Linked DNA regions of Mus musculus: region 1 is linked to region 2. A link is a loop called in an ENCODE intact Hi-C map of the cell type or tissue named here. Cell type or tissue: heart. All regions are shown on one strand.

Region 1 (4,000 bases), 74 kb before region 2:
ACACGCAATTGTAAGCAATTTTCATAGAAAGCAAGGACTAAGTAGACACCTATAGAGATGAAATTTGCCCAAGAACACAGAGAATGCTACCCTGTTCAGTTCTTTCAGGATTTCAAGGTACCACTTAAGAAGTCACTGAGTTCAAGCTCCAAATAGCATCCTTGGAATGCAGTCAATACACCCCTGAAGAGAGGTCTCACATGTCGGATATTAAATACAGAGAAAAGGACTCTACAGGTTGTAATCTAGGCAAGAGACCAGGGGATAACCATTTGTCAGCTAAATAAACCAGAAATAGCTTACTGGTATAGCATCGCATCTGTGGGTCAAAAAGAGTTCCCTTTATATAGAACCACAAAAGATCCTGTTATCACCCTTTAAAACAAAGTAGTATTTTTAATGTGAGTAGAGAAAATTAAGCCAATGTAGCAATAACTTGATTAGCCTACACAGTCAAGAATCAATTATTTAATATAAGCATTAAATAATACTTTTAAAAGCATCTGTAATTTATTCACTGGCCCTGGGGATATCTTTGGAATCAAAGACAGCTTAGCAGAGTTCTGAAGTTCTCACCAAATACTTGTGCATATTTTCAGAGCCTTGAAAGCCAACCGGCACTTTCTGCTTCAGGCTACACATTGACAGAATTCCAATGTGTCCTGCACAGGGTGACCTCTTGACCAATTCTTTCCTGCAAGTCTTCAGAACATTTATTTTGTGGAGAATGTGGTTAGACCCTGAAGCCACTAAAATGCCAGGACACACACACACACACACAGGGGGAGGGGGGAGGGAGGCAGACAGACAAACATATACACACACAGAGACACATACACATAGATACACACAGACACAGACACACAGACACACACACACACACACACACATACACACACACACAGAGACACACACCAAAAACTATGGTCTGAAAATGGTGTGCCAAAACTATTGCCTTCCCAGCAGAGAAGAAAGAATTGGCAGCATTAACATAAGAGGTATGGAAGAGTGAGTCTATGTGGAAAAAAATTCTGCAGAAGAGAGATCAGAAAGAAAAAAAAAGAAGCTGGGCACGTCTTTAATCCCACCTCTCAGGAGGCAGAGGCAGGCAGATCTCTGTGAGTTCTAGGCCAGCTTGAGCTACACAGAGAGACATTGTCTCAAAAATCAACCAAACAAACAAAAGAATGAAAAGAAAGCTAATCAAAATGGAGAAGAGAAACAGGCCAGCACTTTCTTGTTTGTGTAGTTTTAGGATGGAAGATCGGCTGTAGTGGTGCACATCTTTAAGTCCCTATATTCAGGGAGACAGAGACTAATGGATATCTGTAAGTTTAAAGCCAGCCTGGGCTACATTGTGAGTTTCATGCCTGTCTGAGCTATATAATGAGGCTCTATCTTAAGTTTCAGGACCAACTGTTCTTTTATGTTGAGAAATCAAATGAGGGAATGAGACAAATCCTATGTTGCTGCTGAATTCTCATCGTCCTGGATAGAAACTGAGCCCATAGTAAACCTCCCATACAAAAAGTTCTCTGTCCACATACAAGGTAAAGTGTATTGTACAGCATGACCCTTGTGGAGCGCCCGTGTTCTTAGGTTCCCCTGTCTTAGTCAAGAGCTCTGGAGAAACACCTCCCCGCAAACCTCTCAAGGAGTTCACTATGAAAAGAAAGAAAGGGAAAAAGAAACAAGGAAAGAAAGAGGAAGGAAGGAAAGAAGCAAGGAAGAAAGGAAGGAAAGACAAAAAGAATCAAAGATGAAACTATCCAACAAGATCCAAATAGACCCTGTTACTTAGACAGTGTCACCCAGAATTCCTGGCTTTGTACATTAGAATCATCACACATCTCCAGGTAGCAACTCAGTGCCTTCAGTTAAACCTAGTTTTATTCTCATCTTCCCAAAGACTCCCACACCCATTCTTTAGATTTCTATACGACTTATTCTTCTGTTATTATTGTGCTAAGATTCCGCTCATTCATGGGAATAAGAAGGAATATTCCATGAAGATTTGTACTGGAGAGAAAATGCAGCTGGCAGGCTGGCAGGAAACCTGGGTTCTATCCCCTTCCCTGTCATCGGCTTACAGTGTGACTCTGAATATGTCACACGGTCTCAAGAGCTCTGCTATGAAATGTGCCGAAACTGGACAAGGAGAGAGAGGGAGCCTGGGTTTGATAGTCTACAATTCTAAAGTAGCATATCCAAATGGTTTTCATCCCTTAGAATATTTTCTTTTTTATGTTTATTTACTTTTATTTTATATGTACTGGTGTTTTGCCTACATGTATATCTTTTTAAGGTTATCAGATCCTAGAGTTACAGACAATTGTGAGTTGCCATATGAGTGCTGGGAATTGAACCTGGGTCCTCTGGGAGAGTAATCCATTCTCCCAGCTGCTGAGCCATCTCTCCAGCTCCTAACGTATTCTTAAAGAATTTATTTAATGTGTATGTTCACACACCAAGTGCATGACTCGCACCCACAGAGGCCAGAAGAGAGTGTTGGAGTCCCTGGAACTAGAGTTACAGATAGTTGTGAGCCATCATGTGGGTGCTGGGACTCAAACCTAGATCCTCTGGAAGAGTACTCAGTACTCTTAACTGGTAAGTCATCTCGCTGGCCCCCAATACTTTTGTAATACTTCAACTTGGTCATTTCTCTAGCAAAATAAATGTTATATATTACTAAACTAAAAAACAAAACAAAACCAAAAACATAACATAAATATATAGAATAACTCATGTACATATCAAACCATATTTTCTTTGTACACACACACTGTATAGTGTCATTATAAATAAAGTCATTTTCAATCATTATATTTTAAAATTCAAATTTTTTCAAAGATAATTTAATTCTCATATTAAAAGAAAAAATAGAATTTTAAATTTTAATTATTTTCATGGGTATTTTCCAATATACTCTGTACCAAACTGTGACAGTTCTGACATAGCACACACATAATTGGGAAAATGCCCTGATGTGTGCATTTAGTCAAGGCACTGGCCACAAATGCTCTTGAGAACAAATACACTTTAAAATTTGTTAGAGGGATTAGAAGAATTCTGATAAGGCAAGGGCTAAGCGGCAAGGAAACAAACAAACAAACAAACAAACAAAAAAAACAAGTCTAGGGCACAGATAGCTAAGGGCCATCTAGTAACCAATGTGAAATTCATAAAGAGTGAGTTTTTATACACACTTTTATATATCCTCTCTCTCCATCCAGAGCTACAAGCTTTGGTTGCTTGTAAAGATGATTTAAATAGTTGCCAACATTGACATAAAGGTATCAAGTTACATCCTGCAAGTTGTATCTGGGAGTCTCAACGATGTCCCACGTGGTATTAAGTACCTCACATGAGACCCAGGATTACTTAACAATATCATGGGGTGTAGGCTAAAAGCATTAAGAAAAATAATTTCAAAACCCAGAAGGGTTTTTAGGAAATTTCAATATCAACCCCAAAACAAGAAGCAATGACTACAGAGAAAGATAATGGGAACATGATGGAGGATTTTTAAAAATGGCAAGAAAGTTAAGTTAGGCCTACTCATGCCTTAATCTCCTCTGAACCCCTGGCTGGTTTGACTTCAGCCCCTGCAGCTTGAGAGCTTTGAAGAAAGTTTGGAGATCCACTTCAAGAATATGTGTTTATTCCCCTCTCACAACTGGGAGTCCCCCACTACATCTTCCGATGTGGCATCAGGGACCATGTTGCCCCTAGACCAGAACAAACTAGAAAGAGCAAGAATGTACTTTGGGCAAGCAAGCCTTGGTGGTTGGCGGCTCAGCCTCCCAACACTTGTCTGTTTTGACTCAGAGGATAAATCTGACTCTTCCTCTCGCAGAGAAGGAAGGCATCACAGAGGGCTCACACAGCGCCATAGCTGCACCTCTCATTGGAGGTGGCGGATGGTTCGTTTCCTGCCACTGGTGGCTTCCCACAATGCACTCCAAGAACTCAGTCCCTCACTGTAGCGACAGTTTGC
Region 2 (4,000 bases):
AAGTTGAAGCAAGAAAGCACTAATAGCAATCATCTATGAGTCAGTATTTTACTTTAACACATTACAATGCTATAAATAGGGCTGGAGAGCTGGCTCTGCTGTTAAAGGCTAGGCTCACAACCAAATATAGACTGCTACACACAGGTTACAAGTGATGAATTTTAAGATCAGAAAATGTAATCGACATCTATATCTCTAAAAGTGGCAATGAAAGCACAATGCTCCGACAGTATTTATGAGTAATACAAAATAAGCTAGATTACAGTTACTATCAGTTCCTAGTATGGCACTGACATGAGATGTGGCTCATAGACAGAGGGTAGTGGGCTTTTTTGCCTGGCAGGCAAATTTCATGCTTGTGCACACACAAATGCCAGGATAAGGCAGACACACTTCAACATCAGGTCCAGTCAGTGAAGGGTACGAAGAAGGTAGAATCTATTTCCTTAGATGCTAAGGACACTGTACTTGATAAGAGGGTAGGGAAAGACATGAGTTATACTTTAGGACAGCTGGACAGTGGTAGCACACACCTTTTATCCCAGTACTTAGGAGGCAGAGGCAGGTGGAACTCTTGAGTTCAAAGACAGCCTCGTCTACAGAGTGAGTTCTAGTATAGCCAGGGCCACACAGAAAAACCCTGTCTCAAAGAACATTAATTTCTTTGCTATACAAGTATAGTAAGATTCTTAAATTATTGTTTACCTTTTAAGTACTTGGTAAAGAGTAAATAGCCATTTAACGGCTACAAGTTACTGAGCATTGCTTCTCAATAGAAGCAATGTGTTTAGAAAAAGTTAACATGGAAACTATTCAAGAAAAGTTAACTTTGGAGGAAAATACTGACATTTCGTTAAAATCTAATGATCTGCAACCCTGCTAGTTTCAATGGGTTCAGAGTTAATATGGGTCCTAGTTTGAGGAGGAAACATACATATGATAGCATGTTTTCCTTGTCTATTTTTTGAAATGCTTAGTATTAAGAGGCTGTTTACAAAAAAAATAAATAAAAAATAAAAAGTCGAAAGTCTCAGACTCAGGCTTTGTTTCTCTGATGCCATACTGAAAGGACATTGCCAGAGAGGGCATAAAGTCCTTTCTGGTCTAGCCCTATTTGCTCTGGTCCTGTGGGCACAGCTAGGATTCCCCAGGGACAGGAACAGTACAGCGAGTATCAAATTAGTACAAGATGGAGAAGAAAAGATAGATCCAAGGTCTGTCCTTTGCAGATACAGTGACATCAGACTCCCAGGCACAGCAACAAGAACGGTGGCTTCTGCAGAGGGTGCAGATATAACGCCCTGGGCTTATTAAATCTGCAGTGTCTATATGAACAGGGTGGGAAAGGCTGTGAAGAAGGCCATGCCTTCTCCACAGGCCAAGGTGACTCATGTGTGCCCTGGGGTGGGAAAACTATCTATCTACTTTAAGGTGACTCATGTGTGCCCCAGGGGTGGGAAAACTATCTATCTACCTTACTATCAGCCATCCTGACGCAGGCCTCTGGGCTGGCATCTTACAACACCAAGTACCAAGAAACCCTGGCAACTTTCACAATGCCTGGTTAGGAAAGTGTATCTAATCTCAGTTGTAGTATCAGTGTGATTATGGGAGGTATTTTTAATCGCCAGAGAGGAAGTAAAAAAGGCTTGTCTTACCTCAACCGGCAGCATACAGGCTTACTTGTTCTAAGCTAAAATATGTGGAAAGGCATGGGCTAAAATAAAAATGACAGCCTGGGGCCCTACTTAGGACCCACAGTCTATCAGCACAACCCAGTGACCCCAAGAAGAGGAAGCGGCCCAGTGTGGAAAGACCTACATGCTTCAGTCTCCACCTGGACAAGGCTGTGGGCCGGCTGCACGTCATTGATCTACATAGGATGGACATTCCCAGAGACCCTCCACTCTGGTGGGAGCTAAACTCTGTCAGCAGTCAAAGAAAGTAGGAAGGAAGAAAAGTTGAGGACTCCACTTTTTTCTTTCTTTTTTCTTTTTTTTTTAAAGGATTTTCAAAGCAACTCCTTCAAAGGCCTTTTTATATTTATTTTAAGGAGACATTTGAATTTAAGTGACACTGTCAATCATTTCTTTTTTCAAATATGACAATGCTTTTCTACCCCTACCTTTATCCTCACGACTTGATGGAAATGAGGGGGAAGTTATTTTCTTCACTCAGGGGGGGAATAAATCACAGAAAGAACAACTGGGTAAGGGCAAGCTATTTAAATGCTTTATTTTCTCCGTTCTTTTTAATTTGGCTGTTTTCTATTTACTTACTATTGTCATGGAGGTGCTATGATCAAATAAACTTTAAATAGAGAATATACAATTTTCCAAAGCCATCTCGACTTTAAAGAAAATCCCAGAGTAGCAGAAAGAATAACAAAGAGAAGAATATGCCTAACTTTAACCTCCTTTCCTCAGACTCCATTAAGCCAAGATGTAAATTACAATTCTACCTGCGATACCCTAAATATCAATCTTGGTGACACTATCCTGTGTCTATTTTAATATTTAATGTTTTAAAATGGGTCTAAGAATACCTAACATACGAGCATCCCACACATCCTACAGACTCTGAATTTTTTTTTAAATGTAAAATCAAAAAACGCAGAGCTATAAAAAACGCAGTATCCCCTTTACTCCCTTCTAGGGTAGTGATCTGGGGTCTCATCCAAGAGGCTGGGCTTCTGGGCAGTAAAGGTGTATGACAGAGAGAGAGGGTTGTCAGGTGGCCCCTGGAGAGAAGTCCATTATATCTGTGGGGGTCCTGACATCTGGGTAATCTAACCCTTGTTACTGAGTGAATCACCTGTGGTAGGAGGGAGGCGGCGTTGAATAGAGGCCTCTTACGAAAGCAATTAAGACCCTTTAGGAAACAGAGAAAATGGGCAATCAGGATCGCCCTCCCCAAGAGCACTTGCTGGGGCTCAATCAGTTCTGAGACAGCCAGCTCCCAGTCAGTGTGTGAGGTGTGTGGCGTTTGCTACTTAAAACACTCCAAAGAGATGCTGGGCTCAGCTCAACAGAGCTTTCAAATCTCTTCTGGGTCCATGTTCAAAACATCCAGAGCTGTCACCCAGAGTGTGTAATGTCCCTGAACACCTGGGGACCAGACAGAACCGCAGTGTTACTAGAGGATGAGAAGCAAGACGGAATCAGAGCTACTCTGCCCAGAAATAAAAATATGACCCTGAGCTTCCTATTACTCAACGGCCAACATGGCAGTGTTGCGAGCTCCCAAAAATTACTTCAGTGCCTCTTTGACTTGAACAATACGAAGAGACATAAACAGCCCAGGCTGCTCCAGAACAGCTGCTTGTCCAATGTGATCCTGAATTGACCCAGCTACAGCACTCAGCATGTCACATGGAATTTACATGCCTCGCCACGGCCTTGAGGGCAGCAAACACACATCTTAATTTTTTTCCTTTGTCCCCCTCGTACTCAGGACTGAACCTAGAGCCTAAGGCATGCTAACTGTACGAGTACCCTTTTACGGAGATACATCCTTTCTATGTTGCAACAGGGTCTTAGAAAGCTCCCGCAAGCTTGTTTTGACCTCCCTGTGTGGTCCCCAGCAGACCTCCAACTGGGATCTTCCTGCTTCAGCCTCTGGACAGCTGGGATTTCAGGCACAAACTGGTAGCGACTAAGACATTTGATTATGCTAGGTCTAAACACAAAGGGACGAACATTCTCCATTTTCGGGTATGTGAAAAGGAACAAAAGACGACCATCTCTGCTGACCACATCTCCACAATGTGATATGGTCTCTAGGGCCACGTGACACAATTTTTTTTTTTAAAGCCGCCGACCAGAAACCGAACGACGACGTCTAAAAGGGGAGGACAGTCAAACATGCATTCCAAAGCCCTGCCTAGACCTCAGCTTACTGAGGAAATTACACACCGAACCTCCAACTTACTGGAAGACATAATCAGGGCTGGGCACAAAACCCTGTGTTGGTTCAGTGCTATCGGCTGTAAGCCAGCTGT

What was found. Hi-C counts contacts between places; a loop is a spot of excess contacts. Peaks named below come from ENCODE experiments on the same cell type or tissue, not always from the same donor. Only the 100,000 strongest peaks of a DNase experiment are listed, where the experiment ranks them.
Region 1: it touches region 2 in a loop (2.1-fold over the local background); 3 of 42 quality-filtered maps call a loop at or near these places.

What each region holds. Positions count from the first base shown.
Region 1 is chr17:62,681,260-62,685,259 of GRCm38, forward strand. The region is part of intron 1 of Efna5 (ephrin A5); the gene reads right to left. Among named protein-coding and RNA genes, the nearest start is that of Gm52303, 95 kb to the right of the region's middle. In heart, no CTCF peak of the experiment used is centred here; a DNase peak (open chromatin) is centred at 2,102; H3K27ac peaks cover 755 bases.
Region 2 is chr17:62,755,740-62,759,739 of GRCm38, forward strand. The region is part of intron 1 of Efna5 (ephrin A5); the gene reads right to left. Among named protein-coding and RNA genes, the nearest start is that of Gm52303, 21 kb to the right of the region's middle. In heart, no CTCF peak of the experiment used is centred here; no DNase peak of the experiment used is centred here; H3K27ac peaks cover 1,063 bases.